Regions from separate parts of the Mus musculus genome. Here regions 1, 2 and 3 are each linked to region 4. The links are chromatin loops, found by intact Hi-C in ENCODE. Cell type or tissue: gastrocnemius. All regions are shown on one strand. Links, peaks and the distances in the headings refer to the core of each region. The heading gives the core; the rest is flanking DNA.

What was found. Hi-C counts contacts between places; a loop is a spot of excess contacts. Peaks named below come from ENCODE experiments on the same cell type or tissue, not always from the same donor. Only the 100,000 strongest peaks of a DNase experiment are listed, where the experiment ranks them.
Region 1: a loop joins it to region 4, with 2.5 times the contacts of the local background. A loop is called at or near these places in 8 of 42 quality-filtered maps.
Region 2: it touches region 4 in a loop (2.1-fold over the local background); 6 of 42 quality-filtered maps call a loop at or near these places.
Region 3: it touches region 4 in a loop (4-fold over the local background); 13 of 42 quality-filtered maps call a loop at or near these places.

The regions. Positions count from the first base shown.
Region 1 is chr14:22,574,385-22,582,315 of GRCm38, reverse strand. Lrmda (leucine rich melanocyte differentiation associated) reads right to left here. Exons shown (of 7, transcript NM_028275.1): 3 at 4,342-4,468. Among named protein-coding and RNA genes, the nearest start is that of 4930405A10Rik, 36 kb to the right of the region's middle. In gastrocnemius, for the core only: a CTCF peak has its summit at 3,934 (motif pointing right); DNase peaks (open chromatin) are centred at 3,924, 4,396 and 4,633; H3K4me3 peaks cover 380 bases; H3K27ac peaks cover 493 bases.
Region 2 is chr14:23,195,321-23,203,251 of GRCm38, reverse strand. No RefSeq gene overlaps it. Among named protein-coding and RNA genes, the nearest start is that of Gm10248, 100 kb to the right of the region's middle. In gastrocnemius, for the core only: a CTCF peak has its summit at 4,065 (motif pointing left); no DNase peak of the experiment used is centred there.
Region 3 is chr14:23,041,759-23,049,689 of GRCm38, reverse strand. The region is part of intron 6 of Lrmda (leucine rich melanocyte differentiation associated); the gene reads right to left. All of the region lies in intron 2 of Gm10248 (predicted gene 10248), which reads left to right. Among named protein-coding and RNA genes, the nearest start is that of Gm10248, 49 kb to the left of the region's middle. In gastrocnemius, for the core only: a CTCF peak has its summit at 3,111 (motif pointing right); a DNase peak (open chromatin) is centred at 3,110.
Region 4 is chr14:23,397,700-23,405,630 of GRCm38, reverse strand. The region is part of intron 19 of Kcnma1 (potassium large conductance calcium-activated channel, subfamily M, alpha member 1); the gene reads left to right. Among named protein-coding and RNA genes, the nearest start is that of 5430425E15Rik, 110 kb to the left of the region's middle. In gastrocnemius, for the core only: a CTCF peak has its summit at 4,346 (motif pointing right); a DNase peak (open chromatin) is centred at 4,354; H3K27ac peaks cover 496 bases.

The DNA of each region.
Region 1 (7,931 bases), core at 1,604-6,603, 820 kb after region 4:
CAAGGGTCTCTGGGTGTTAACAAGCAGCGGCTTCCCATAGATGGTCCCGCCTACTCTGCTCAATGCTCTGAGGTATGTATTATCAAAGAAACCAAGACCTCGAAAAGGAAAATATATTTATTTAAGATGATAAGAAACTGCTGTTAAAAGTGAGATCTGGGGTGGCGGCGGCTGGAGAAATGGCTTGCTAATGGCTTGCTACTCCTGTGAAACATGGGAACACAGTTCCCGCACACACTTCTGGCGGCTCACACCCATCCATTACCCCAGCTCCAGGAGACCTGGGGCACTTTTATGCCCCCTCTTGGTACTTGCACTTACATGTGCATATCCACACACAAACACACATGGCTACATACTGTTTTTAAGGGTGAGGTCCAGTTTTGTGACACAGCCACGCCCAGCTGGGTAACATGTAGCACGATTCTTTCTTCCTGTGTGCGCTACCATTCAAACTGTTCCCACCTTAGTATAGATGATGATGGAAATAGTGCAAAAAATTTTTAAGCATAATTTCAAATAAAGTCTGTGTTTTCCCACAAGGAAAGATAGGGGACGACCATTAAATTGTGCAAAGATTAAGCATCTGCACTTTTAACATTTTTTCAGTCAGTAGCCTACTTGGGGTTGACTGTTGAGAGATCACATGATTGAGAGCAACACAGAAAACCTCAGTCTTGCTAGAGAGAGAGAGAGAGAGAGAGAGAGAGAGAGAGAGAGAGGGCTAGGGGTAGGTTTTCAAGTCTATGGCCTATGACTAATTACTTTGAACAAAGAGGGGATAGAACAAAGATGGGGGTTGGGAGGTAGACCTATATAAATGTGACAGCTACATTAATTGGTAAAGTGACAAGAAATTTTCCAGATGTGAGAGAGTCTTGACATCGGAATCTCTTCTGTAGATAGAATTCCCGCAGTCCCCACCACCACTACCACCTTGTGCAATATTACAGTTAACAGCTGACTCCTCCCACATGCAAGTCCCTTCTAGCAAAAGGATTGCTTCTCTTTTGAGTTTTAGAGTCTGGGGCTTGGAGTCAGCCTAAGTGGGGTCTAGATGAAGCAGTACCTGTGGCAATCTATGTGGCTTCTAGAAGCTTGCAGTCTGGGTTTTCTAAAAAGTAAAAGAGAATTATCATTAGTAGTTCCCAGAATCTCAGAATGAGATTAGAATTACAGTAAAGTATAAAAGCCTAAGAAATACGTTCACCGGACTCTCTCCCTTTGGTGATAATGACATTAGTCAACTGAGGATGGTTTTCATACTTTCAGGATGACAACATGGTTGGCTTTTGCCAACTTGACACAAACCTAGCCATTATCAGGGTAGATGGACTCCATCAACTGTTAATTGATATAGGGGGGGTGTGATACAATCCCTGTGCAGGTAGGTCTGGCATGTATAAAAAACATAGTTCAGAGAGGCAATAAGATGCTTTATAGTGAAAACTAAATAAGAGATCTCATAGAGACAAGATGGCAAGGCCAGTGTAATAGATAGCTATAGAAATGAGCTATTCTCTATATGAACCCCTGTGTCATCTCCCACATTGTTTTGCATTGGTGTGTAAGTTGCTTTCATAATACTAGCAGGATTTGACAAGCACATGTATACTAGGGTTTATGCCCTGGACCAATCCTTTCATGTATGATAGCATATGCAGCCCATTAGGCAGGCAGCTGAGCCAACAGCCAGCACTAATTGCATACATAAGAGTGAGGTTATTTTAGACTATCTAGTGCTAGTAAGAAAAGAAATCTTTGCCTGAGTGACACAAACTAAGTCTATCAGAAGAGCCATCCAGCTGAGGCCTGACTCACATAGAATTGAAGTGCATAGAACATTTATTGTTTTGTGGAGTGGGTCGTTATGCTACATGAGCTAGCTGGCAGAGCCTGTCCTTGTCTGGAGTATCTCCTGGGACAGCATCAGCAATGCCCACCCTATCGCTTGTGCAGAACTGGGACATTTTCACAAGTATGGAGTTTTAACCTGAAAAGGCAGGGCCAGTGTAAGAGGCGGTTAGCCTAAGAGGATGGCATACACTGTTGTCGGCCTTTGCCTGCCTTTCAGACTGCGATTTCCAGATCAAATGGATGGGGAAGCTGAGTTTTGTCACAGTACCAGTAGATCAGGGAGGAAAAGAGGAGAGAAATTGCATGACTTGCTGAGTGGGGCATAGCAACCTGAGTGAGACGACACTTTGTAGTCCGTATCCACTGATAATTAGATGCGTCATAAAAGTGCAGCTATGTAATTGGATTCTCAGCAACACAGTGACTTCCCAGGCTGTTCCCCTAACTCTCTTTGCATTACCACTACCGTTCAAGGAAGTTAAGGCACAGAATAGGAAAAGGACTTAACAAAAGACAAAGTCAATCTCCCAGGACTCTGGAATCCGAGATGCCTGCCAGTTTCAGTGGTGCTGAGACTAAACCACCCCTGAAATAAGCTGTCTCTAGAGCTGAGGACCAGGCTCCCAGAAGTTTACTTGTACCAAGCCACACAGCTACATGTGACCAAGAGGACGTATGAAACTAAGTCTGTGAATCGGAATATCCTGCAGTGATGTGAGACACAAGACATGGGCTGAAGCTCAAAGGATGAATGGTATCATCTAAGGTTCAGTCGAACAATCCTTCTCGCCTCGATCCAGTTGCTCATATGGCCCAGCTGATCATCTGAGACAGCCAAGGACGATAGAAAATACACAGAACAATAACTCGGAGACGAGAAGAGCAAAGGGTTAATGAAGGAAACCTCCACTAAATGTCATTATGACACGGACCGTGAATGACATGATGACATTAGACTTACTTCTAAGCCATCTTCCTCTACTTCTGATAAAGCACCCATGGATGAGGGCCATAAAGGGGCGCATTTGTAAAGCACTGTTTACAACTCACTCCCACCATTCAAATCTTTCAACTCCAAATCTCCTGAGAAGTTATTAAGTCCTAAAGGTAGAGCTCTTGAAAGGATGAATTAATTTACTGATAAGAGCAGACAAGAACATTTCCTCTTCTTCCCCTTCCCTCCTCCTGCTCTGTCCCCAATGCAAGGACAGGCAAGGGACACATCACGAAAATCCATCTCCTGCTGGACCCTGCCCTCAGACTGCCCACCTCCAGACTGTGAGCAACAGACACTCGCTGGTGGTTGGAATTCAGTGGCAAGTCAACCGTACTCTGTCATAGTAGCAAGAACTAGCTGAGACAATGTTTTACAGAATAAAGAAAATATTAACTTAGAGCTTGAGGCACCAGGAGGCTAATAAGTCATTTTGAAAGTATCCTACATGCTGGCATAGGTCTCCATCTTGAACCCAGGTCTTCATCTTGTTCACTGTTTACTGGAACAACCTATACACTCTTCATTGGACTTGGTAAGAATGAAGCGTGAGGTGCTTAAAATTCCCCCAGGACTTGACTCCCATGAGTGTTCAGTGAGAAAGTAGTAAGAAATGAATATGTTGTTCATCCCACAAATATTTGTGGAATGTGAATTCTACCTAGGCCGGATTGTCCATAGGAAGGTTCCAGAAATCCCTCCCTCGTGGAGCTGCTATCCTAGTGCCTGGTAACCTAGAGCACTAACAAATGGAGATGCTGTGTACCTTATGCTATTAGAGAAGTCTTCTGATTTATCCTTACTGTAGCAGCCAGGGCATTTAGTCCCTAATTCTCACCCCAGGCTGGGTACTCACCGACCCAAAAGAGGTCATAACCCACCATGGTTATCCTAGGCCTCTGATCACACCTAGAGCTGCATACAAGGGGAGTACAGGGCCTGACCTTCACACTTCTCTGTACACCTCAGCTCTCTCCCTTCTTGATATCCAGAACTGTTTCCCCAGCCTACACCAAAAGCATTCCAGAAGTCTACAAGGACTAAGTCAACTTAGCGGCATTACCCACAGCTTGCCACCAGAGGTCGCCCTCCCACACAAGCCCAGGCAAACAGAAGCAGCTTTTCCTCCCAGGCACCCGTGACATTATTTTCTTTCTCTATTTTTATCTATTAAAAAGATTTCCTCGCAGCCATAACTTAGATCTCTACACTAAAATGGAGCAACAGGAAGATATAACGGTGCATTTCATTTATGAATGACCTATAATAAATTACTCTGAAGTGTCCCGAGTGCCAGAAGACAGAACGCTTTGTCTGCCCACCGACTGTATTTCACATACTTTAATTTAGCTGACACATAAAACTCATTTGACATTTTGCAGGTATTTTTGAGGAGAAGGGTATGGGGTGGCAGAATGGGACCCTCGTAGAGCTGGGCGGCAAGTGGGCTACTGCGGGGACTTGACGTCCTGGGTGCCAGAAAAGGATATTTGGTTCTTGTTGAGGGTTAAGGTGTGCAAGTGGGGTAACCCTGGCAACACGAGGTCGTCTCCGAGCAGATTGTTGTCTAAAATGAGCTCCTCCAGGCTCCTGAATGCACTCAGTCCTTCCAGTGACCTGCAATGACAAAGGCAAGGGGGGGGAAAGATCCTGCAGTAAATCAGAGAGGCCATTATGAGCCGAAATAAATATTTTAACCTTCCCTTTCAGAACTGGGAATAGTTTGGGCTTGGTGCCTGTCAGCAGAGTGAATGACAAGAATTAGTAGCAGGGAGCCGGGGTGGGGGCGAGGGGGAGAAAGGGGCCCCGCTGGCACTCACCGCATCCTTCACGAATTGCCAACATGAAGGATGAGGGTCACTTATTGAGAAGCCAGGATCCAAAACAAAGGGCTTCAGATACGGCCTGCAGGATAAATTTGTCAATGTCTTGTGCCTTCAGGCACCCAGCCTGGGCTGACCCTAACCTCCATTCCCAAGATAAATAACTCTGTCACAGTTCACCTTCATTCCCTGGACACAAATTTAAGCTGTCATCCATCATTCCTGCCTAGAAATCTCATACCCCTCTTACAATAATAAATATAACTTCAAGTATCATTTCTTAGCGGTTCTGCTATGTACAGTCATAGGGGAAACGGCCAGGAAGGCAGCTTTTCTCTCCCCTTACGTCCTCCCATCCTTGGGCTTGCTCTCTCTCTCTCTCTCTCTCTCTCTCTCTCTCTCTCTCTCTCTCTCTCTCTCTCCTCTCTCCTCTCTCCTCTCTCCTTTTTCTTCCTTTCTTCCTTCCTTTCTGTTTTTCTTTTTTTTCCTTTTTAGCTAATCACTTAATTTGCTACTGCCTAGCATCCCTATGGCTGCCTGACAGGGAGGAATTACATAAGCACTCCAGGCCGAGGAGAAAGCCTTTTCTTCTTTCATTATTTCTTTTTCCTTGGTTTTGGTTTTGTGTAGGGACAGGCTGGGAGCATTTCTGCTTCAAAGCCCTGGTCTGAAGTTTTAATTTATGGAATGTGGGTTTTTTTTTCCCCCAGCATAGAGTATAGCAGTGTAGATTTTAAGGCAGTAAATAAAAAAGGCATTAAGGATTAAGCATGGGTTTCAAAGATAAAAAATACTCTAAGAGAAAGGGAAAGAAGGCTTCCTTTACCCATGTAGTCTGAAATTAGCTCTTCACCTGAGGGAGGGACCCTCGGGAGTGTTTGGAGTGGAGGGGACCACGAGGCAGCTGTGCACAGATGCTTGCCTGGGCACACACAAATGGTAATTAAAGGGAGTCAAAAGTCCCAGGGCTTTTGCAGCTTGCTCACCAGCCAGGCCCAGGAGATATGCTGCTGAGCTTGCATCGGCTGGAGCCTGGTGAGGCACAGGGCCGTGAAGGGAAGACACATATTCAGTCCCTGGCTGGTCTATAAAGTACGGCCAACCAGAATGTCTGCCACATATTTGTTTACTGACTGTGCCAATGCTAAGGCCCTGTCACCTTGTGTGCGTTCTGTGTGCACCCCTGGCCATGGGCTTTAGCAGGGAAGCTTTCCCCAGGTACCCATGATTCCATGGTAAGCTTTCTGACAGAGGGTTCCCCAAACCAAGGGTAGGAGTAGAGCATGCTCATGAAATCTTTGGTTGCTCCCATCTGAATGTCCAGTGTCATGTGGTCTTACTCTGGCTCTAGAGCCCAGAGCATAAGGGCTCTGAGGTCAGTGCTATGTGCTGTGTAGGCAAACATGAAAAACTGCCTGCACTTTAATTTAGGGTCATCCTGTTTCATAGGCTTCTGGGAAGCAAAACAACTCCCTCCTTTGGGGGGCTTAGGAGTGGGCTACGGAGCTTTGTCTCGGCTCCTCCATTTCCCTGTAGCCTGAACTGGGGCATCCCGAATGCCTGCTGGCTCTGTGTGCCTCCCACCTCAGAGGACAATGGTATTCTCGCTCAGGGCTGCCTCCCCTTGCCATCCATTAGCTTGTCCTGAGACCTGGGGGTAGGGGAAGAGTGTGGTGGAATCGTATGGGGTGGGCAGGGAATCTTTGGGCTTTCTGAAGCCCTTGGCTTTTTTTGTCTGCTTGTTTAAAGCTGGCTCCCATATATTCCAGGCTGGCCTCAAATGCATTATGAATCCAAGAATGACCTTTGAACTTCTGACCTTCCTGCTTAAACCCACCCAGTTTGGGAGATATCTGCATGCTCCATCAGGCCTAGTTGGTGGGTTTCTGGGAATCAGATACTGAATAAAAAGTCAAGTTCTCAACCAAATGAGCTATGAGTCCCTTTCTCCACGGGAGTCAGCGAACCAAGCTCATTAGCCACAACTGTTTCAGGGACAGGGCCCTGCTTGCCACAGGGAGAGTGGAGACCCACCCCCACTCAACAGGAAGCCTTCTGAGAAGCTAATAAGTTCTTTGTGCACCAACATCAGATGGGGCTCTGCTCAAAGGCACCATTTAGATACATACTGTTCCAAGGTATGTTATGTAAATATTGTTTTGTTTTGTTTTGTTTTTTATCATGAGACACAGCAAAGGGTTGGCAACCAGCAAGGAGAAGAAAAACTTCCTTCCGACACTGCTCCTAAATGGCAGAAAACAAAAATGACGCAGGATGAAGAGGGCAAAGCCAGTCCACCACAGGGGTACTGCCCCGCTCCCAAGGCTGCTTCTTTCTCCACAGTACAGGCCACACACATCAGAGCTCTGTATGGGAGTGAGACCTCAGAGAAGAGTCCCCCACCCCACCCCCAATCTGCGTCTCTTGTCTGGTTTCCAGATTCTTTTTTTTCCTGTGTAATGTTGCTAGTGCTCAGTAAAAGGAGATCTGTGCAGTGCGGGAGGGAGGATGCTGATGAATAAAGTCCTGTTTTCATGGCTGCTGTGGGTACACTCGAGGATGTGTTTAACTAAATTGAGAGCCCAGGGGCCGGAGGCAGGAGGTTCAGGACACCACGAAGGAGAGACATCAGGGGAAGGACTTGTGGAGTTCCAACTCCAATGGTCTGCTGGAGGGCAGTGAACACACTGTGGAAAAGGGCTTCAGTTTTTACTTGGAAATCTTTTTCCAGTTACTGTTATTGTTGTTGTTTTCCAAAAGAAATTATTAGGAAGAAGTAGTTTCTTGTGACAATTCCTCTATTCCAGATTCCTGCAGGTAGATATTCAATGTTATATAAAGTGACGAGATTTTAAAAAAGAAAGAGAGAGCGAGAGCGAGCGAGGGTGAGAGAGAGAGAGAGAGAGAGAGAGAGAGAGAGAGAGAGAGGAAGGAAGGAAGGAAGGAAGGAAGGAAGGAAGGAAGGAAGGAAAAAGAGGGGAGGGGAGGGGGAGGGGAGGGGAGGGGAGGGGAGGGGAGGGGAGGGGAGGGGAGGAGAGGAGAGGAGAGGAGAGGAGAGGAGAGGAGAGGAGAGGAGAGGAGAGGAGAGGAGAGGAGAGGAGAGGAGAGGAGAGGAGAGGAGAGGAGAGGAGAGGAGAGGAGAGAAGAGAAGAGAAGAGAAGAACAGAAGAGAGAAAGCAAAGGCATAATAATTCAGACATGACAGCCCTTTCCTGGGATGGCAATGGTAGTTTCAGGGAAGATGGTAATGTGGCCTG
Region 2 (7,931 bases), core at 1,813-6,812, 200 kb after region 4:
GTGAAGCTAAAGGGGCCTGATATAGAAACTATTGATTCTGCAATTCCATTGAAATAAAATGCTGGAAGCTACAGCAACAGCTACTAATTTTGTGGTTGTTTTGGCTTGGGTATGGACTGGACTGGTAGCAAAGGAATAAAAGAGGCCTTTATAGGAAAGGATTAAAAGATTCCATTGTGTAATGGAATAATGGTAGATATTAGTCATTTTTATTATAATGGTCTCCCTTCCTTCCTTCCTTCCTTCCTTCCTTCCTTCCATTTTTTCTTTTCTTTCTCTTTCTTTCTTCCTACTTTTCTATCATCTATGTATCTACCTACCTACTATCCAGCAATCCATAGATAGTTCTACCAATATTTTGATGATGATTTTTGATATATAAAATATGCCTTAATGAAGCCAATAATACAAAGCAAATATTTGAACCTCATGTGCTTATTCATGCCTGTAGCACAAACACTCTAGAAGCAAAGACAGGAGAGCTGTGAGTTCAAGGCCAGTCTAGGTCACATAGTCACAGGACAGCCTCTCATTTTATAGTGATACCTTGTCCCAAAAATGTGGGAGCAGGTTGTAGGGGATAAGGTAGCAGAAGGCAAGACTGAAGAAAATTCCAGAAAAATAAAAGTCCAGTTTTTCTTTGGAGGAAAATGCTGAGTGAGGTAACAGACCAGTTATCACGGTTTCATTATAAGAAATCCAAATGTCACTTAGAGGAGACTCCTCTAAATACCTACTTGTGCATTTTGCTTCAGACTAAGATTTTTATTTTCTTTTCCTTTTTAATGTAAACTATTCATTTCTCCTGTACTTCAAAAGATCTTTAGTGAACATTTTTTAAATATGAAAAATGCAATCAAATATTGGTCATTTCATTGTGTCATTCCTGTGAGTAGATAATGCTGTGTGTCTGAAGTCAAACATATGTAGGCCTTTCCTCTTCCTCTTCCTCTTCCATATTTAGTCAGCACTTTCCCCTTGCCTCTGGGACTGAACGCCCTGAGTCTCCAGCCCGGCCACCACCATAGTAAATTTAGACAGGAACCTAGGGAACCAAGGGCAGTGTGAGCCTTCCTCTTAGTTGACCTTAACAGTGGCCTAGGTCTAAAAGCCATCTAGCTATAAAGGGCTGATAAGACAGGAGACATTGCAGACTCAAGATATTTTTAATTATCAGATTTTTGGAAAACCAGAAGTGAGGGAGATCTCTCCCAACCAGCCTCATTAGCTTGCCTTGCATGTCCTGATGGCTTCATTACCAACACAGTCACATAGAAGTATTTAAAAGTTTGCTGCTGTTGGGAAAATCTTTAGCCCCCAGCTTTTATGGCTTTTCCATCTTCTGTAACTGTCATCTCCAGCATTTGCAGCCCTCCTGAAGAGAGAGGAGAAAATATGTGGTGTACATAATCTATGATGGCTGAACCCTCTCTCCATCACTCATAGGTATGAAGGAGAATGAGAGTATGAGTTATCCTCACCTCTTCATTCACAGAGATAAAAACATAGAAATGTCAGCCCAGCACTTAAGCAAGACATACATGCTAAGCAAGGTGGAGAACAGTAAATTGCCCCAGGATCTTCTTTTACTCTTTCAACAATAAAATGCTAAGCTTGAAGGAGGCAACATAAGTTGAAATAGAACTACTTTTTTTTTTTTTTACCAAATTACTCTTTATATTGGTTGGTATATACAAAATGTTTGACATTGTTGGAGTGTCCAATAACCATGGGGACCACAGAGAAGAGCCGAATGTATATGCAATGGGTAGCTTCATGGCATCTATCTAGTTCAAGGATGTTTATGGTGTAAGATTGCAAACCATCCAAGAAACAATTCTACAAATTATATGACTTTGAGTCTGTCCTTCACCTTAATTTACTCAGTACCGAGGCAGGTTTTACAGTCCTACCCATGTTATTGTCTATGCACTCTGCCTTTTCTTGGGTCAGAGCTTACTGTCACCTGTGTGGGTATCTGTAAACCACACCAAATGCAAACGATTTCAGTGAAGAGAAGGCTTCTCTCATCAAAGTTCACCTTTACTAACTTGGAGTCTCATAGGAGTTTGTGATGCTACCATATTAAAATTCCCATGTTAGAGCAATCCCACAATATTTATTGCTTGGCATATTCTTCTCTAACTTTTCACAGAATAATCTTATAATATTCTGAAGCTAAATTAAGTCTCTTGTATGCATCAGCCCTCTCACAGGTTATTCTTGCAAAGCAGCACAGGATACTATATGAGGCTAGCTGCTTGTGTGGACTCTTGTTCATGGTGAGGCCATCTTTCATACTTATGGAGTGTTGGATCCATACAGGAACCTTAAAGACTGTTAAGATGATTAAAAGCTGCATTTAGTAGTTGCTCTAGTAGCATCTTGACAAACATTTTCATTTTATATCTCTCAAGCAAGCCCATAAAACAGCATGATCTAAAAATTCTTAACAAATATATTAATAAAAAATTTAAAGATGCACCGATTGCTGGTGCTGTTTTGAGTTAATTACACAGTGCTGTTGCCTCGTGTACACCTTAATTAGATTAAATATTGATCAGCACACTTGCCATTGATATTTAATTAGCACACAACAACTGTCTTGTTATATCTGGATGTAGCTTTAAATTAACTTAAAAGTCTAACCTGAAATGAAAAGTAATGGAATGATATAGAATATATAAAAAGGGTTGGGAAACTCAGCTCAAGAATTAAAGAAGTGGAAAAATGAAGGTTCATCTATTTTAAGGTCTTAGGGCAGTGGTTCTCAACCTGTTGGTGAAGACTCACGGAGACCATCTGCATATCAGATACTTACATCACGAATCACAATGGTAGCAAACTTACAGTTATGAAGTAACGACAGAAATAATGGTATGGTTGAGGGGTCACCAAAGCATGAGGAACTGTATGATGAGGAAGCGTGAGAGCTACCGGTGTAAAGTAATTAGAGAAAGAATAACAAACCACGGTAATTTCCACATGTAGTCTTTTGCTTGTAATTCTGCTGTGCTATGTTCATCTATCACTCTGTATTAAGGACAGCATTATGAAATATTGCACTATTCCCAAGGAGTATTGTCTTTGTTTATTTCCGAAAGAACTGGGGTTTTAAACGGCATCATGGCGTTCCTAGCCTGTGATTAAGGCTGTTTATTTTCTGGCTGATGAGCTGAGGCCCATTTCACTGGGGAGATGCTGTAATTTTCCCATGATCTGGAAAATAATTCATAGCACTTTTATGTTGTCATTAACTGTCACATCTCTTGAGTTAAATATGAGTCCTGTCATTGGGAAGTCAGAAAGTGGCTCCTAAATTTCTCAATTTCATTAGCAATTGATTCAAATCATTTCCTGAAAATCGTCTGAATTGACATGAATTGCAGTGGTCCCTCAGCTCCGTGATTAATTAACCAAGCCATCAGGCTCACATTAACCTATTTATCAATCTTACGATTTCCTGCTTTTCAGAAAAAAATTAAAAAGCACTCTCATGATATTTTATGAGTTTTGAGAAAAATTAAAATGGGGCTAGGAAAAAATAAAAAGGCGATCTGTCCTTCTTAATCCAGAAGCGCCATGTTACTAAATCCTATAAGCCCAGATGGGGCACAAAGAGGCAGAGTCAATTCATTTTTGCAAGTCCTAACTCCTTTAGGAAGCTGAGCTGATAAATGAATAAAGTAATCTATTGCTTTTCTAGTACCTTAAAAATTGCGTTAGTTCGCACACACAAAAATACACACACACACAAACAAACACACACATTATGTTTTGTTACTGTTAGCATCCATTACCCAAGTTTAAAAGTTATCTATTGACTTCAATTAAGAAACAAGCTTATGGGGCTCAGGAATGGCTCAATTAAGTGCTGGCTATGCAAGCAAGAGGACCTGAGTTCCGATCCCCATAACTTACTTTAAAAAGTAAGAAATTAAAGCAGAGTATGGTGGCTGAGAGGAGGCAGCAGAGGGGTCCCTGGGGATTGCTAGCTACATCAGTAAACTCCAGGTTGAGAAAGTCTGACTCAGATGATGGAGATGGAGTTTGGATGACACCTGCTGTCAATCTCTGACTGCACATGTACATACACCTATACGCATGTGTCCACACATACACACATGCACAAACTTATTTGTAGGACTTCAGAGGCTCAAAAGAAAAATTACAATTGGCATCCTGGGGGCCACATAGATTACTGTCTTGCTATTTGCATTTGAAATACTATTTTCAATTAAAGACCATGTTGTGTGGACCTCTTTTGAGCTATTATTTATAACAAGGACCCCCAGTCAATTGCTTCAACCAGGAATGCCAGTATCAAGGCCTTCCAAGCTTGGGCCACACCGAAAGCCATTTGTTAGCTGAGAAAAGAACCAGCAAAGCGCCAAGCTGTTTACTTCTCTGAGTTCTCTCAGACATTGCTAGATTCAATTAATAATTGGTTCTTTTCCAAATAAATGAGTAGCCAACTGAACTCAGCCCCCTCTCTATGCAAAAAAAAAAAAAAAAAAAAAAAATCGCTCTGTGTATAACTACAAAATGAACTATTCATTCATCACAAATTCCCCTGTTATTATTTGCAGCAAGCTGGGGTTTCTCTTTTAAAACTGACTGCCAGGCCTCCTCTGGTGATGGATAACAGTTTGTGCCACACAGAAGCAGCCACACATGAGGGATTAGAGGAGACCCAGGATTTGGTAAATCTCTTCCCTCCACTCTCTGCCTGTGGTGTCCTGAGAGGAACAAGAGTCTGAGGACCTGGGGTCCTAACTGACCTCATCATTTTCATAGCTTCCTCTGGTCAGCCATCGGGCTCAGGGAGATGAAGAGAATTGAACTGTTTTCTCTGAGGCTTCTCATTTTCAGAGAAATGTGTGGCTGGTTTTCCTCACACTGTACTGTACAGATGAAGCCTTGTCTAGGCTGAGAGAGGACCACAGAGAAGTCACCCCAAGAGTAGTTTCCTGAGAACCTGTGTGAAGTTCTCCCTCTCCTTGAATAGCCACAGAAGGACTCCTTAGTGAGGAGAACAAGAGTCTGGTCCTTGAAGTCACTGTAGATCACTGTACCTCTGAGGTGGACCTGCCATGTACCTCTGTGCATAGTAAACACCCCAAGGAAGCCAACTTCCTGGAAACAATAGTGTTTTTCAATTCTTATTCTTAAATTTTTACATTAGTAGGTAATAATTACAGGGCTGGATAGATGGCTCAGTGGTTAAGAGCACTGATTGATCTTCCAAAATCTGACACCCTCATACAGACAGACATATGCAGACAAAACACTAATGCACATAAAATAAAAGTAAAATTGAAAAAATAATTGCATGTATTTTGTGGGATGGTGAGATTTTTTTGAGCATACACATGAATAAATAATTCAAACTCAGTAACGTATCCATCACCTCATATACAAAAGAACCTAAAAACAAGTTCTATGAGGGCTAGGTTGGTGGCATAGTGTGTAAAGCATCAGCTGTGCAAGTATGAAGACTTGTGTTTGAATGCCCAGTATCCATAGCATGTGCTTGTAGCCATACAGATGGGGACAGGGACGGGCAGAATCCAGGGACTTGCTGGTCAGCCAGTATTGCCAAACCAGGGATCTTTAGCTACAGTCCAAGATCCTGTCTCAAAAATACTACAGAGATCCATATAGAAAAACACTTGACATTGACCTCTGGTGTCCATACACACAGGCATGGATGAATATACTGGCATACATAAGTGTGCATAGTCTCCAAAGAAGTTCTCTCACATCGTGCATATGAGAATCAGGGGACATTCTTAAGCTCACTTCATAATCTGAAACTTATGTTCTATTATGGGATTCCTCCCCCTGCGCGCGCACACACACACACACACACACACACACTTATTTTTCACTTCCCTTGTCACCTTATGCACAGCAAAACTGTATCTTTTTTTTTTTAACTTAAAGAGTTCGTTTTGTATGACCATTTAAACCCTGACAGGACTCACCGTCATCACCTTATTTCAATGCCTCCTCTCTCTCTCTCTCTCTCTCTCTCTCTCTCTCTCTCTCTCTCTCTCCAGCTCTCACTCTAGTGCTCTCTCTTTTCCATATAACTTCAAGTAACAGAGAAGCCCAGGTCTCCCTGAACCTCTCTGCTGTGCTTGCAGTCATCATTTTAATCTGTATAGTGCTAGAGTCTCACCCTGTGGAAAGACAAAGTCTTATCCCGAGGAAAAATAACCACAGGAGAGATGCATTATAAGTACCAAAAATGAACGACCTAAGTCTGTGCTACAGCTTTGGCACATTGCCGAGAGATACCTCCAATTATATTACTAAAGAGAAAGAAAGATCCCTTTCCCATAGATTATCTCCTATCCCCACTCTTTTGCTATAAAGCATCGTTATCCCCAGCCCTTTCTTGAATCTGCCAGGCTTTCAAGATCCTGGGCTAGCACCGTGAGGATGGAAAGGGATTGCATTTGCAAATGTCAGCCCCCATCATCCATCTCCCCTCATTCCAACAATACACATTCGAGGTTCAGCAATCACAGTTATATATTTTTCCTTAATGTTGTTGTAAGGTAATGGTTCTCTTATCTGAAATTCATCAGCCTGCTATAAATTTAAACTCCATTACTGCCAATAGAGAGAAGCTAAGCAGCAAACCACTTTCAATAAATTTGCACTTATGCAATTGAACTGTTATGGCCTCCTAGGAGAAGGTGAAACTCGTCCTGAGATATTTAAGTTAGTCTGAGTCACTGCTTCCTCTGGTGTTAAATTGGATCCACCGAGAGATGCTGGGCAGCACTTGTCAGTCCTGAGTTATAAGGAGAAATTTCAACTCCCCCAGCACCTCCCCACCCCCATTCTGTCTCCAGCATTCCTTATTAGATGGCATAATGACAAGGAACCACTGCATTGCTCTGTGACTTGGCACAACTAAATCCTACAAATGGAAACCCTGATGGATGGATACTTTTATGAATGATGTTAATGAGGATCAGAGCAGCCCACACTCTGGGGATCCCTCATGTCCATTTATAAAGCTGTAAGTGAGGGCATGTATACACTCAAAGCCAAAGAATAATCACTAACATGTACATGGGATGTCATCCATGCGGCAAGAATACGGCTTTTGGGTGTGCAGCTATCCTGGCTACATTTGCTTACCTTCTTTTATTTCTGATGGGGAAAATGAAGTTCTGGGAGTAAAATGTCAGGGTGTGTGGCAACTATGCCTTGGTATCAGTCCTCCTGGCCTGTGGTTTTGGTAAGTGAAAACACATCTAATTCAGTAGCCTTCAGAAGAGAGCTAAGAAGATTGGTTGTTGAAACAGAGTTCCTTAATGTCAGGGGATGGCTGTCGGCAAAATGCTTGCCTTGCAAGTATGAGGGCCCAAGTTTGGTTCCCAGAATTGTTTCTTTGTTTGCTCATTTGTTTTAATAAACAAGCTCCAGGTGTGGTGTCATATACACTTGCACCGGCGTTAGGGAGTAAGGATTAGGGAGATAAGAGTTTCCTGGAGCTAACTGACCATCAAGCCTTGCTTATTTGGCAAGATCTGAGTTGGTAAGAAAGCCTATCTCAGAGAATAAAAGAAAACAAAACAATAAAACAGCAAGGTGTCTGAGAAACAATAGCCAAGGTTGTCCTCTGGCCTCCACATTCACATACATACCTGGTCATATACCTGCACATTCACCTGTACAGACACATGAATCTATGTATTAACACATACATAGGCACCCCAACATACACAGAGAGAGAGAGAGAGAGAGAGAGAGAGAGAGAGAGAACCTTTAATTGAGCTGAAAGGAGAGAATGGGGAATGAGCTATAGCTATGGATAGTCACTGCTGGAGTCTCAGCTGGAGTCTCTAGAGGCCACTCATCTTAGGCATTCCAGCTTGGAAGCGAAGGGAGCTGGCCAATTAGACTTGATG
Region 3 (7,931 bases), core at 1,115-6,114, 360 kb after region 4:
TCATTCTCAATACCTTCCCCTCAAGACTACAGCAAAAGGAAAGTGAATGCTCTCTGACTCTCAGAGATGTAAACGGCATGGACCAGAAGGAACGCTCCCATTCCCCATGGGCCTGGGCTTTTGTTGCATAAGAGTCAAATGGTACCTAGGAAAGGAAGAAACGCCTGCAGTTTACAGTTGACCTTACAGTTTACCTCGACCTCAGCCACATGACATGTTACTGGCTCCCCTGAGGATCTAAGAGGTAGTTAGCAGGGCTGACAGGCATATAGGACCTGCACACAGTTCAGTATAAGCAAGGCAAAGTGACAGGAAGAGAGATTAAAAAAAAAAAAAAACTAGGGGAAAGGATCCTTGGTAGCAGTTTTTTTCTAGAAGAAAGTTCATGCCTTTCCTTCATGCCTAGACATACTGTCTTCCACTGGCCTCTGAATCCCAGCTTAGAATTCAAACAAGCTTTCTACTTGATCCAGGGGACAGACAAAAAGGAATGGGTGACCCTTCCCTCCTTCCCAAACTAGTAGGCTAAGACTTGAGGCAGATATCTGGGTTTGTAGTCAGCATTTTCAGTTGAAGATGTGTGGGTACCACGGCTGCAAGGACACTTGCTGGCTCTCCTTCCCATGTCTGGGGAGGATGCACTGGACATTGTCCTTGCTTTTGGCTACCCACCTCCACACACGCCATCCAGTATTATACAAATGAGAAGCACCAGGGGATGCTTATTCTAGACTCTGCCACTGTGTTGGGGTGGTCACTGAATGCTGCCATCTTCGCCTGCAGGATATTTTTGGCTTCTGGCTTACATGTGCTAACATGTGTAAACTTGCCTGGTAATTTTCCTTTGAGAAGGTGCCAGTTATGCACAGTTCTGTTTTGACAGTTTAACTCCTTACTTGCTTCTTAAATACCAAGTCAAATATTTTCTGTTCTTAATATTCTCCTTTCTACTTTCAGAAGAGTATGACTTCATTCCCATGTAATATTCCTCTACCGGCTTTTGCAAACTATGAATATAGTCCAGTGACGTCTTATCTTTTCTGCCATCATTTAGTGGTAAGAGCCCCATTTCCCAGAGTAAATTTGTGTGTTGTTGAATTACAGCAGGAGAGGTTGAGCTGTCTGGGAAAGTTTGGTCACATTTTACCATGTTTATCTCTGGCTGATTTCATTTTATTTTTTTCATTATTTCTACCAAGGTTAATCCCACCCTATGAATTCGAGATCTTGGGATGTAAATCGCGGGTCAGTGTTTTTATCTATGACAAATCATATTAGATTCAAGGTTCCATTGATGCCAGTTCTTCCTCGGGCTGATTATTTCTACTGGCAATGCTTATCATAAATTAAAGGACAGCTTTTATTTGTTTCTTAGCACCTGGAGCCCAATGTGGACATTCTAGATGTAAAACAAGATTCAAGTTATGGGGTTATGACAGGATGCTTTCTGTAAACACAGTGAACACAGAGTCAGATCTCACAATATGGCCATTAATTCAAAGGTTAGGATGCAGACAAAGAGCCTCTCAGATTAAACTTAGAGAAATGTGTGCTTGGCCTCAGTGCTCAAACACTGAGATGGCCTGAAGGGTGGTTCATAACTATCCCTTGAGAGTCTAGATTGTGAAGCCTGCTCAGCCGGATGCTGGGCCATGTCAGGCCTCACCCTGTATCTGAAGGAAGCACAACACCAGGGGGAAAGGCTCTAACTGTAGTGAGGTGACTGTGACGGGCAAGCATCCTTGCCTCCAGACCAGGGAGGCTGGACAACTCAGGGTGAGAGTGAGCAGACAGGTTGACATGTCATAAAGCAGAGTCTGTAGGAAATATGCTCTGGGCTCCCAGGGCAGTTGAAATGAGGCTTGTCATCTTAGGAGGAAAAGGAGTTAGGAAAGGGAGGACAGGAGGACACACACACACACACACACACAAACACACACTTTTTCTACATAGCAAGACCAGTTTTCCCTTTGTGTATGCAAGTTTTAGACATCCTTGTCCATTGATCAGACGCCCAGGCACCATCCCTGCTGTCTCTCCTTGAGCCCACGGATATCATGGCCAGGTGAAAGATACTCCAGACCTTCTGAACCATCACAGAACATGTATCCACTAAGAATCCTAGTTAGGAGAGCCACTGGGCCTTTGCTCACATGTCCTTTCCAATTTGTTTGCAATATGAGCAGGCCCTCTATGAAAGACCCTCGGAGCCAGCATCTATCTCTCACCTCCACTCACAGAATTTTGATCAGAATGAGATATGGTAGAAATAAGAGACCAAATCTACTTTCCTTGCTTGAACAAGTCCCCTCCCTCTTCAGAAATAAGTTTGTAAATCTTGCTGGGCCAAGCTTTGTTTGTTTACTTATTTGCCTTTGCATTGTCAGTTCTGTTCTGTCCCAAATAAAAAATGAGAGCAGAGAACACCCTTCTTCCTGATGTCCGAAAGAGCAGTTTACTTACGCCCAGCTGTTAGCATTACTTTGTCCTTCCCTGAACTCTTTAGTCAGACACATAATGCTAAGTTCTGCTTTTATAGCTTATTTTTCAGGTGTATTATTTATTTGTTCAGTCTTCTTCACAGGCACAAGGGCCTCCCGAGAACTTCAAAGATCACCACCAACAGGACACTGGCTCATCCTTTGCTGCTTCTTCACGGAGGGCAAAAGGAGCTGTAGAGTGGGCCAGCAAGAGGGGCATAATGGATGTGAGAAGGGCTAGATTCCAAGGTGCACGCTAAGATGGGATGCAAATCAAGTGTAGTTCATCAGGTGCCTTTCCAGCAGCTCCTGGATGGATCTCACCCTGGCTGTCATTCAAAATGGACAGTGCTCATGTGGGAAGACTTCATGTTTCTGTTTCAAGAGAACGAAGAAATCTTTCAGAAAGGAGACAGGGGCCAGAGGGTGTGTGTGAGGAAAGTACAGAGGGGAAGAAGGGGGAAAGAGAGGGAAAGGGAGAGAGAAGTAGAGGGGTGAAAGAAAAGTAGAGGGAGGAAGGAAGGGAGACAGAGACAGAGACACAATCACACCCCCTCCACCACTCCCAATATCTCTGTATTTATCCTTTCCACTTCATCTTTTGAAGTCAGAATCGTAGCCACTAGAGGGCAGCATGCAGTTAGGAAACAGCCACGGCTTTCTTTAAATAAATAAGGGCAACTATTCAGGGAAGGCCATTAAAGCCACACTGTGCTTGTGGTCACCAATTACACGTTCTGTAATGATCAATATGTCATGTTTACCCAATCTGAGCTGAAGGCTATCTGGGACTGAGGCTACCAAAGGCCCCCCTCTCTATGACACATTTAGGTTCCTTCTGCCTCCGTTTCAGGGGACTAGTCTTCCTTACCAGCCATGGTTAGTTTTAGCTCAGGGCTTTGGTTTTGGATTTGTTTTTTGTTTTTAAATACTACCTGCACAAATATAAAGAAGCATGCAAACCAATAAAAACAGATCCTCTCTTAGAAAAAGGAAACAAAAAGCACTTGTACCATGGGCACTCCCCCAAAGAAAAGTGACATCCATTGGCGTGGAGTTACCATTCTCTGGGAGCATATTTTAAGTTATTTTTATTTTTTGACTCAAGTGACCATTGGGTCAATACACAGAAATCATGGCTGCTGCTTTTTTAAAGGCAGGTTTTTCTTGCTTAAAACCCAATGAGTGTCTTCCGTCCCTTCTCAGAATATCTAGTCCAGAGTCATCACTCACACTGAGAACAGCAACCGAGTGACCTCCCATACTCTAAGAGACATTGGTATGTGCAGCTTCCACAGATATTAAGCCCAACCTGGTTTTAAAGTCCAGGAAATGGCATTCTAAACTAAAATCACATGGAATGAAAATAATTGAGAGGATTCAACCCAAGATGACAAAAACCAGTTACTTGGTTCTTCTCCCTCCACCCCAAGTAACACAGCGCAGAGTGCAGCAGAAGCCCTAGCAAGCAGGACAGGGCTCCTGCCCTCTTTCTAGGCATTCTCTCAATGTAACAGTCGTGTGACAAAGCAGCCACAAAGGAAAGGTGGGGCCCAGTTAATTAATTAGATTATTATCTCATGATTAAGTGGAAACTTTGAGTTCTCTCTCACCCATAAAAGCAACAGTCTCACTAGATTTGCCAGAGTGGCTGCAGTTGAGGGTTACCAGTGAGGATGACACAATCAGGAAGTAAGATGGGGGTGGGGGTGGGGGTGGGAGAAGTGAATGCTACTCAGAAACACAGCATCCTTCCTCTGCACAGACTTCAGAAGGGTTCAGACAGCAGATTCACACACACACCACCAAGCCCAAGCTACATCTTAGGTGTTCAACAAATAATTTGTATAGACTGGTGATGGAAGTCAGAAGGCAGCCTCATCTGTCATTTTTTCAATTTATTCTATCTTTTAAGACAGCCTTTTGGGGGGGGGTTACAGATTACCCATTCAGCTACAGTGGGTTTCCAGGACTCTCTAGGCTGGGGTGATAAGTACATAGCAATATGCCTGGCTTTATCACGCATGCTTGTCTTAAGAGATGGAACATGACTCCTCAGGTTTGCTTCCCACTGAGACGTCTCCCCATATCTAAGTTGATATTTGTGGACTGAGCACAATGGCCTAAGGGTGCTTCGGAGCCCATACATTTGACATGCCAAAGAGTTGGGTGTCCTCTCCCTAGGAACTGGTTCTCCTTGACTTTCTCTCCATGGGGACCATCCCCAAAACTTCCAATTTAGTGGGTCTGAGTCTGGGACGAGAAATTTGTTTCTTTTGGAAAATTCCCAGATAATGTTGCAGAATGATCTTTAAGAAAGTCTGTTCTAGAACAACCTAAAGGCCCCTCCCCACCCTGCCCTTTTCTTTGGTAAAGTAAATGCCCTCATTTTTATTCATATTTAAAGTTAGAGACACAAAGAATCTGGCTAGTTGAAGATCTTACTGTATTGCACTCTAGTAAATAGAAGTTTTATTTGCTTCCCAAGAGCAGCCAGAAAACAAATGGCACCTAAAACAGATAAGTAATGACTGACTGAAGCGAGGGACAGCTCTTGTCTAGCACAGTATCAGGCCCTTAGTTCAAACTTCAGCACTGAAATAAGAAAAAAAAAAAGATGCACAATATTTGGACATTCAAGCTTTCTCCCATTTTGGGGTTTTATTTTAGTGGCATGCTGATTGCATTAACAGGAGAAGAAAGCAGAGAATGGGGTAGGACTGGGGGTGAGCCTGTAAAACATGATTTATGAAGTACAGAGCAGGGGGAATTGGGAAAACAGCTTTCCAGATATCTTTGCTCCTCCTCCAAGCTGCCAGGCCCCTCTATGAACACACCTGAGAAGTGGGGTTTCCTGGCAGAGTGTGAACAGGGGTGCTGGCTGTGCTCTTAAGAAGACATTCACATTTTGGTTTCAGATCTGTTCTCATCGAGGGCTAGCATCAAAAGGTGGAGGCAGGGCTTTCTCTACAGTTCTGTGTGCTTCCTTGGGCTGAAATTTATCCAAGGAGTTATTGAAAATAAACCCAGGTTTTTAGAAAAGAGGTCAGGGAGGGGCAGGATGGAACTCTCAGACGAAATTAAGCAAATGTAGTAACAACTGAGATTGTTGTAATTCAAGCCCCTAAAGGGCTTCCTCCCTGAGCACACTGACCCAAACTCCGTCTGCCCTCCATTAAAATCCAAGTGAACTGGTTCTCCATAGATGATATCATAATCTTTCTTAGTTCTAGGGTAGTCAAAATTGCCTCTCTCAAAGAAAAACAAAGAGGATCTGTTGATATTTGATCTAATTGAATGAAATTTACATTGTCTGTCTCTCCCTTCCTCTTACCCACCCCTCCCCCCTTCTTCATTCCTTCCTTTCTTCTTTCTCCCACCCCTGCCTCTAGCTCTCTCTGTCCAAAAGTGTGTGTCCAAAAGTCTACTGTTGCAGAATCACAATACTTGGACACTAACAAACTGTACTCCTGAATGTCTTCAACTACCCATCCTCCACCTTCTTGACACATGCTTTTATGTATGTGTGTATATATACATGCACACATGTGTGTACATCAAGACAAAGAAGCACACAAGAGCACTAGAAACTTTCTGGACCCTATTTCTTGCTCAAGATGAAAGCCTAGTAAATACAAAGTACATTAGAAAGGCCTTCATTAGGGTTAGCCTCATTAAAACTTAATGAAGTTACCAGTCTCCCCAGCAATCTTACGAAGGTTTTATTTTGTTTTGTTTTGTTTTTTGCCTGTCAATGGAGCAGTCCCAGGCAGAGAAACAGTAGTGACAGTAGGTGATGCCAGGTGTTATCTGTCCCTGGAATGTACTACTTTGATGACTTAAGATATCACCCCCTTGTTTTAGTTTGACTCTTATTTGTCTGGATTCACCCTGTGGTAAGTTAACATGCCTCCATACTGGAAAAACAAAGATTGCCTATTGTCCAGTATAGCCTAATAGAATACATCTGGCTCTGACAGTTTGATGCCCAGCTCTGAGCCACATTCAGTAACACAAATTAACAGCATAGACATTGCCCACGCTGAGCAGGAAGCAATAACCAGCTACCTGCTACTTGGCCAAAATCTCATTATAAGCCATTACGGTAATTGAGGGCCAAGACTGTGGATATTACACTCCCTGTGCACCAGTGGTTAGTTGAGGAGAAGAAAGACTTGTAATGGAGGAGGTGGGGCAGACAGGAGAAGTGAGGCTGTCACCATGATGTTCTGTGGTGCTGGGGTAGGGAAGGGGTGTTCCTGAGCCATTTCTCTTCTTGCCTTTGAAGCCCACATGACCCCAGGAAGATGATGTAACTTTTGGTCGGCCTCCAACAATGCTATGCAATTAAAAATTGGTTTGAATAAGTAATGGGGACAGCCATAGAGGGAAGATAGGGCAAAACAAGACAGAATGTTCCATAAGTGAAAAGTATCTAAAGTGACGGGGCTCCAGGGGAAGCTGCCCACCCACCTTAGAATGCAGAGATTTTCTAGAGTTATTGCATTAGAAAGTGTGTAAAGCCAGTCCCTCCTCTGAAACCAGTATTCCGAGCCTCAAGGTCATTGCTAAACAAGCTGTAGTGGCTGTATCCTATACCCTAGGTCTCAGCAGAAGATTTCTGGGATTGATGATAGATCAAGATGGGTGAAAAGAGAAGGAAGACCAGGTTTTTCAATCAACTTGGATTTTGGGACAATGAAGATGGTTTTAGACATGGCAGTAATGGTGATAACAGGGAAGAGTCATTCAGGGCAGGGAGAGAAGTTAATGGCGAGTGTATTAGGGACCTCCAGATTCTCACTGCTGCCCATCTTGCTGTGGTTTGGATCATAAATGTCCCTCATGGACCTCTAACACAATAGTCTCTCTCACAGATGTTGGCACATAATGGAGCCTTAGTGGAAGCAGTTAGATATGATGGCTGACTGGCAACAGATGGGGCTGAGAAGCGCATGTGAAGGTTTTCCCGGGGAACATTATGACGTCAAGATTTCCTCTCTTGCCTAATCTCAGAGGCTGGGATCCAGGAAAGGGTGACAAAATCTGTAAATATGAGTGTACCCTCCCTGGTCTTCCTGTGCCCATGAGATGGGCCTCTTTGCCACATCTTTCTTGCCATGATCAACTAAAACCATGAATCAAATGAAGCCCTTTCTCCGTTTACTTATTTTGCTCATGTATTCTGTCACCACAGTGCAAACACTCCAAGGTTATTGTAGGCATAGTCTTGGAGAGGGGGACAGAGGGACCTGTCCCCTTTTATGTATTCCTTTTGTACCCACTCTGTAAGGTGCATGGTTTGCTATGCTGCAAGTTCTTACACGGTATACCACCTTACCACAGGTCCAAAAGCAACAGGGCCAGCTGATTACAGATAGAATCTCCTAAGCCATCTGCTTTAATTGTCACTTGTCCCAAGCATCTGGTCATGGTGACAGAAAGCTGACA
Region 4 (7,931 bases), core at 1,362-6,361:
CCCAGCCTTTACATAATGAATGGCTGCCAGCAAGTGTCCTTCACAGCCATGCTAGCTGTGCCATATTTTGTTTCCTCCCAGTGTTCATTCTAGAACATAATCTGTGGAAGTTTGAGGGGTGCAAAACAAAGGCACATATCTCTAGGCCAAAAGCCTTTTTCTATACTGGAAGGTATGTGTCTGATAAGTGCCCTGGCAAGCCATGCCACCGGGATACTGGCAGAGGATCTTTAGGTACTTAAATGTTCAGTAAAATGTGACTCTGGGTCTCCTCCTTTCTGGTCACACTAGAGCCCTGTCTCTGTGGCTTTTCCACCTCTAAGATGGGTCTGGAGAGTCAGTAAATTCAATATGCTTTTGGAAGCTGAATGGAAGATCAGAGAGGAGACTAGAGAGGGACAGACAGGGCAGGGCAGATCTTTGTTTTCAGATTTCTGTGAGTTCATTTTCAAGATGTTTCTTTGCCTCTGTGCAATTGTGATAACAGTTGGTATAGAGGCTTCATGCCACCACCATCCTCTGGTTTGCTCTGGCTCTCTCTGCCCCTCGTTGAAGTTCTTGGTAGAGATAATATTGCTACACCTTTACCTGTGCCTTACACTGTTCCCTTTGAGTAGACCTGACATAAAGATAGGACTATTAGTTGAGTAGATTATCTGCACACATTTTGAAACTGTAAATATACATACTGTCTTGCTCTCTCATATATTCTAGCAATAGCTGATTTGGCCTTTGGGCCATATTTCATAAGCTGTCACCATTGTTAGGGGGCAATGAGAGCTAACAACCTCAAGGCTCAGTCTTTCTTGCTTGATCTACCAGTATTTCCCTCCTGCTGGTCTTCCTCATCCCAGACCACAACTGTATTAGATAGCATAGTATAGTACAATATTTATTAATGTATTATTTGGCCATATTTGAAATTGAACCCAGGACCTAACTTATGCTGGGCAAATAGTTTATCCCTAAACTAAATACCCATACCCCAGTCTTATTATTTTAAAGTACAAACGCATAATTGTTGACATCTCATTTTAAAGAAGGAGAAGATGATGAACATTTGTGTTGTTCTCTTGGTTTCTAAAACTCACTATGTAGTTCAGATTGGTCTTGTACTCTTAGCAACCCCCCTGTGTTGGCCTCAAGGGTACTGGGATTATAGGTCTGAGTCACCAGGCCCAGCTATTAAAAAAAATCTTTTGATGACTTTCCTGACAACCAGTAACTTGTCACGTTAGGAAGATCTCTAGCTTTCACTTATCAATGTGGCATTGAGACTCCTTCACAGTTTGGTCTCAATGGGCTTCTGTAGTTAGAGTTTTACAGACATTTTTTTCTAGGTTTCTTCCAAAACAGTTCTTCTGATGTATACATTGATGTGATATTTCCCTGTGACTTATTCTTTCCCTAGCTTCTTCAAGGTAATTAAAACTTACCTATCAGTAACCCAGGCCCAAAGGTCCAATCTGGCCCTTCACCTTCTTTCATGGGTGAACTTCCACTTCAATGCAGCTACCCTCATTCATTCACCTACTGTCCCTGGCTACATTTGGGGGTCACAGCAAAGTGGAGTAGTTCCAACAAAATTTGGTTCCTGAACACCAAAATACTTACCATCTAACTCTATCAGGGAGACTTTAGCTGACGCTGATTTCACAGTTCAGTTTTCAAGTATCGCCAGCTCTGGCAAGCTGTCTTGGCTGGCTGTACCCAAGCCTCAAGTCAGAATTGGTAAGTCTCCTCTGAAAGCCTGCAAAAGCCCAGAGAAACCCAATGCAGGGTAGCTTTCATGAGTTTTTATAGAAACGAGTGGTCCTTGAACTCTGGTCATACAGCACACCATAGCCAAGAATAGTAGAAATTCAGCAGACACTTTGGGAGTGACATGGAAACTGTCAAGAATATGTCTTTATGGTTCATTGAGCGTATGTTTCTTCATGCTTCCTTATATTGTCGTGAAGAATGTAATTGTGGCTGAATAGCTGGTTCTTTAGGCCACTGGACAACTCTTAGATCATTCTAGAACTGATCTCTGCTTCTTGTGAATGGAACACAGCTCTCTGATTCTTTCTGCTGACAGTCATGTGGTGTTTGAATTCTGTGGTTGATCTAAAGATGCTGCTGTCTTCCCTTCCTTGTTTGTCATTCGGTTGCCTGAGTCTTTGTGGGTAGAGACGTATATTGGAAAGGCGAGATTTCACTACTTCCAGGATGATGTCCTGCTGAGGTCCTTCCAATCCAGACTTCAGCTTCCTAATGCAAACATGCTGATTTTATCTACCTGTTATTCCTCATTGATTTTTATTCATCCACTTTTCTCCTAAGGAAGGGTTTGCTCCAGCTGTAGCTAGTTGCCTAGACTACTGGCTTATCCCTCTGTCTACGTAGAGTCAACTCACAGCTTAAATCTTGAGAGCTCAGGATCCCTTTAGAACCCCCACCCACCCACTTTTTCTATTTTTCCACCCCTTCTGGGAACTCCAATGGTAACTCTGTATTGCCAGGGCATGTGGCAGACAAATGCCACCATTTCCCAATGTTTATGATCTTCCTGGCCAAATTCCCATGTAGCTGGTGGGAGCGACTATGTGCTCAAGTGAGGTCCTCCGACCCTTGATCCTCTTGATCCAAGTGTCTTACTCAGATCATGGGGAGGATGTAAAGCAATTTTTTAGACAGACACCATTGCTTTTAATGTTGATATGGCAAAGTCTGAATTATAAATACCTTCCATCTATAAGATGTTATATTGTTTTACATGGTGATGAGGAAGTTGTGGGGAAGATATGTCACTGATGCTGTGGGCAGAGAAACACTACCTGTCATTTTTTCTGGGGGTGGGGTAGGGAAGATCACCGAGACGTGATAGCAAAGGAACGCAATTAAGGTGTTTCAATGCTAAATCAAGGAGGAATAATCGGTAGATAAAATCAGCGTGTTTGTGTTAGGAAGCTGAAGTCTGGATTGGGAGGACCTCAGCATGACATCTTCCTGGAAGTACTGAAATCTTGCCTTTCCAATATACTTCCCTACCCACAAAGACTCATATAGGTGTTGAGAGCCACCCTTTTGGTTGTTGCCTGAGCTATTTTTGCAGTTCTTAGAGATTAAATCTCAATAACTTTTTGAAATTAGAGTGTGTTTCTCTCGGCCGAGTGGGTCATAATGTTCTTCTGCTTCCTTGGCACCCAAAGAACAGTTCTGCCCTCCCCTAAACCCCAGAGCATTATCATGTGATAGTGTGGCTTGAGATAAGATCAGGGTCGACAGAGGAATTGTCATTTTTCATTTCTTGGGCCCCTTTGATCCCATTTGGGGTTTATATTTTCTGAGTGAAAATACAAACCCTATTGCATTCTTCTGTCCTTTAGAGTCTTTTATTATTCTTATTTTTCCCCCTGTTAGAGATCTAATCCGAGTCTTAAGTGGCGTGGCCATTAGTTATCACCACCAGATTCACAGCCTACCTGCACTTTAGTTCTCTTACTACTGAACAGAAACCTCCCCTGATGCACAGCAACTGCTGGCTGTGGAGCTACCATCCGCATCTCATGGGTACTTGGTGTTAATTTATTTCACAGTTTCCTTTGCAGATATAATCAGACACACTATCACATCCCGGCTTCTCCTCTTTATTGTGTTCCTTTGCTATCACGTCGTCTCGGTGATCTCCCCCCCCCCCCCAGAGAAAATGACAGGTAGTGTTTCTCTGCCCACAGTATCGGTGACATATCTTCCCCACAACTTCCTCATCACCATGCAAAACCATATAACATCTTATAGATGGAAGGTATTTATATAAACGCCTATAAGGTATTTATAATTCAGACTTTGCTATATCAACATATTTCCCAAATGGCATTGTGGTCAAGGAACTTGTTCTCCAAAAATGGGGGGAGTGGGGAGGGGGAGGAGAGAATGTTCTTTTCTTTCTCAATTGTAAATAAAGGAGAAGTTAATAAGGGGAAGCCTTGCCCCTGATTCCTCCATATTTTGAAATGCGCGTTGTGAATCTCATGTTAAATGATCAGTTGTATTAATAGCACACTGTTAGAACAAAAAGGAGCTCTCTCTGTTGATGTATTTGGGTATTTACTGGGTGAGTTACAGAGCTTTGTGTATTAGAATTGGTTTGTCAACAATTAGCATGCTAGGTTTTTATATAACCTATACTTCAGGTAACAGAAGATTATTAAACTTCAACCAGTGGGTTAGAAATCTGCTGACGGGCAATAAAATTCTTACGTATAACAGCGCTGGAGAACTGCAGTTGTACAGCTGCACATTGAGGCTTAGATTGTGAGATAGATGGCCTCAGATCAGGGGGACTTGAAATATGAAGTAACCAGAAGGTGGCACTGCAACCCTATAAATGAAATGCTCCCTCCCAGATGGCCTCTAAATGCCTATCCTCCTGCCTCACTTCCTGCCTTTTCTCTTTCTCTTGATTCTCCTTTATTTCTCTAAGATGGATATCTGAAACTCTTTTTGCAAGAGATATGCATCCATTAAAACAACACCTCTCAACTTGCGATATTTCTTTTAAATCCAATTTGCCCAGTCTAATGCTCACTTGGAGAAAGTTCCAGCTAAGTAAACATTCACTGAATTTAAAAGACAAAGACCCAGAAAGCAGAGTCAGCCTCCAGTTGCCTCCCCACCACCCTCCCGCTGTTGCTGAGTGGAATGGCCATGTCTTTAATCTATTGGTTATACAGGTTAATTCCCACAGTACCCATCAGGATATGGAGGGCATGTTTATAAAGTTAATAAATAGACTGGATTAATATCCGTCTGAAAATAATTCCAACTTGATGCTGTCTCACAAAGAATTACCAAGTTAGAATCCATGTTCACCAATGGGTGTTGCTTTTCTCTATGGGGCCAGAAGTCAGTCCTGACACATGGCATAAGGGTTTATTTTTATGTCTTGTTTTAGATTTCAGTAAAATTATTTTTAGAAAAAGTGATTTGTTTTTCAACCTGGGCATTATCAATGAGCCAAATAAGACTACCAAAATAAATATTAAATACTTTTTAAAAACATAACTATAGGCAACAACTGTTTATTTCTTCTATCTATATGTATAGCCTATTTTCAAATTTATTTTTTAAACCAAAGATACATCTTTAAAAAAAAAAAAAGAAAGAAAGAAAAAGAAAAGTACAACATGTGATAAATACTGCCTTGTTTACGAGACAGACATTTTTATTGAGAGAATAATTTACCTATTTTCTTTAGTATTCTACCTGTTAGTAACTTGGAAGATATACTTTACTTATGTTGTAAATGAATAATAATTTTAATTCATTAACTTTGAGCGTCCATTAGGACATTTCTGTGCTGGGCTTTTGAAACTTCCAGGTATAAGTGGTGGGCGCTGGCCAGTGCTGGACACTCTTTGCCTTGCCTGTGTGGTTTACAAAGTGTTATTAATCCGACCAAACCACACAGCACATGGTGGGGAAGCAGTTCCCTGTCCAGGACTCTACTTCCAAGAACTGATTTTGTTGACAATGACTTTTCAGAAAACAATTGTCATTAGTTTTCAGTAAAAGCTGGTCCCTGCTGGCCTCCCTTCCAGATCTCTGCCCAGACGACAGGAAACAACAAGCTGAGAGTCAAGGATAGGTTGATCACTCAGTAAGACATCAGCTTCCTATAACCCACAGAACCCTTCTCCAAGAGGTTCAGTAACTTTATCTTGCCATCAGTTCCCCTGCTCGGGATAAGAAATGTCCATGGCAGACCCCTGCACTTAGGTTGTATGCGCTTCTAATATGTCTTATCTTGGACAAAGTTATAAGTGTAACTTTGTAGCAGCCTGAAGGAAATTGGGCTGAGCTAGGCAGGGTTTCATCATTTTCTCCAACGAGTTTACTTCCCACCCACCAGAATAAAGGGGAAAAAAGTTTAAGATGATCTGACTTGCTCAGGTATTGTCCAAAGTCTGTCATTCGGGATGTGAAGTTTTATAGCATGTATCTATCCAAGACTCTTTAGCTGTGTGCTCAGGTACCCTGGTTGTTCCATTCACAGTGATCCTCTTAGAATCCTTATATTAGTATTTTCAAGGTCTTTGCTTTACTCGTTGCTTCCACCCTCTGGTCTCTCCACACTTTATTATTGCCCATTTCTACATTATTCTCAACTGTGTGTATCCGCAGAGGACCATGATCTTTGGGCACACAGAAACCCAGGCTGGTATGTCTTCCCATCTCATTCTTGTCTCTAAACTTATTTTCTGTGAAGGTCCCACTGGGTAAGACTGACTGTCTGGGGTGTGTATTGATCTCTGATGTGACATTGTCATATAATTCTTTTGTATGGCTAGGTTTATATAACTTGTGTATTACATATTTGAGGGTAAATCTGTCTTGTTTATCTAGCTTAACTTGTCATTCTCATTTTTTTGATGTCTTTTGGAGATTTAAAAGGAAAGTACAAGAAAAAGCAAAGTCCTGAGGTTTCATTTAATTATTACTTTATTTACTTATTTATTGCTTCATTCATTCATGTATGTATATATGTATGCATGTATGTATAGAATGTTGGGAATTGAACCTAGGAACTCGTGTTTGCTAGACAGTTATTCTACTCTTGAACTTCATCCTCAGCCCAGTTTTCCCAAGGTTTTGGTTGAATAGACAGGCATGAGACTCAAACATTGGCATTCTACAAATTTCCCTGGTTCATTTCCTTGGAAGCCAGAACTTTAATCGCCAAAGCAAATCAGATTTTCCCTGGCACAGCAGTCTTTTTTTTTTTTTTTTTTTTTTTCCTTTTGTAACCTTCTAGGTGGAGTCTGGTAGGAAGTATTAGAGAGTTATTTTGTGGCTGGCTAGTTATGTGGCCTTTAGTCAATGGCTGGCTCCAATTATATTTCCCACATAATAGGAGACAGCGTTCAGGCTCAAATCATCACTGAGCAGAGCTGGGAAGGTCTTACATTTAATGAATTCCAACCTCCTAGGATGGGAAGTGTCTTGCTGATGCCGCACATGAGATCTAGGCCTTGGATCAAGAAGCCAGGGCTCCTGACCACGAGACCCTTTCCTTTACTCTGCCAAGCTTGATCTAGCCACTAGGATCAATTTACTAGTAAACCTCACCAGGGGCTCAAGTCTGTGGGAGAGTCATCGATGTGTGAGGTGTGTGTAACGACATTAGAGGGACTTCAAAGTCTAGTTGGGGACACATTAGAGCAGGAAATAAGTTAATAACAGAACTAACTAAGGAGATGACAGGGAGTAATATGAGAAGAGCCAAGAAAGTCTTAAAGAAGACAGTCTACCTCATTTAGGAACGTTTTTCTGGAAAGGGAGAGGGTAGCTTGTTTCTTGAAGGCTCAGTAGACTAATACATTGGGAAGGAGGTATCACCTCCCCCATCCCATTACTTAACTACCCTGCCAATGTATGTCTATCATCTCATGGCCCCCCCACCAGAAATCCAGGAAAAAGAGCCCCTTACAGTCAGACAGCACACGTTTCCTGTAATTTAGAGGGAACAGTGGGGTTTCTCCATGTTTCTTCACATCTGAGTTTCATTTGTCACAGCCTCCTCAAGTGGAGCCCATTGAAAAGTTTTTTGGCTTGCTTTGTTTTATGACACTTAGCAAACCTAATTACTTGGCCTGAACAGTTCACTGGGGCCACACAAATATGGCTCAAAGGCCACTGTTGAATAATGCAAAGGATGAGGGTGGTACAGGACACCAAACTCATTCTCCCAGTTGGACAAAGGATCAGTTGCCTACGGGAGGCAGAAAGAGAATAGGAGCCAATTTAAATAGAGTGCTGAGCCATTAAAGGACAATAGACAGGCAATGTGGAGGATCCCATAACAGACTTCCAAATTATTCCTCAAGTCAAGAAAACAGTTGTGGAGAAAGTTTAGCAAGAGTGTAACAAGGGGACTCATCAATGCA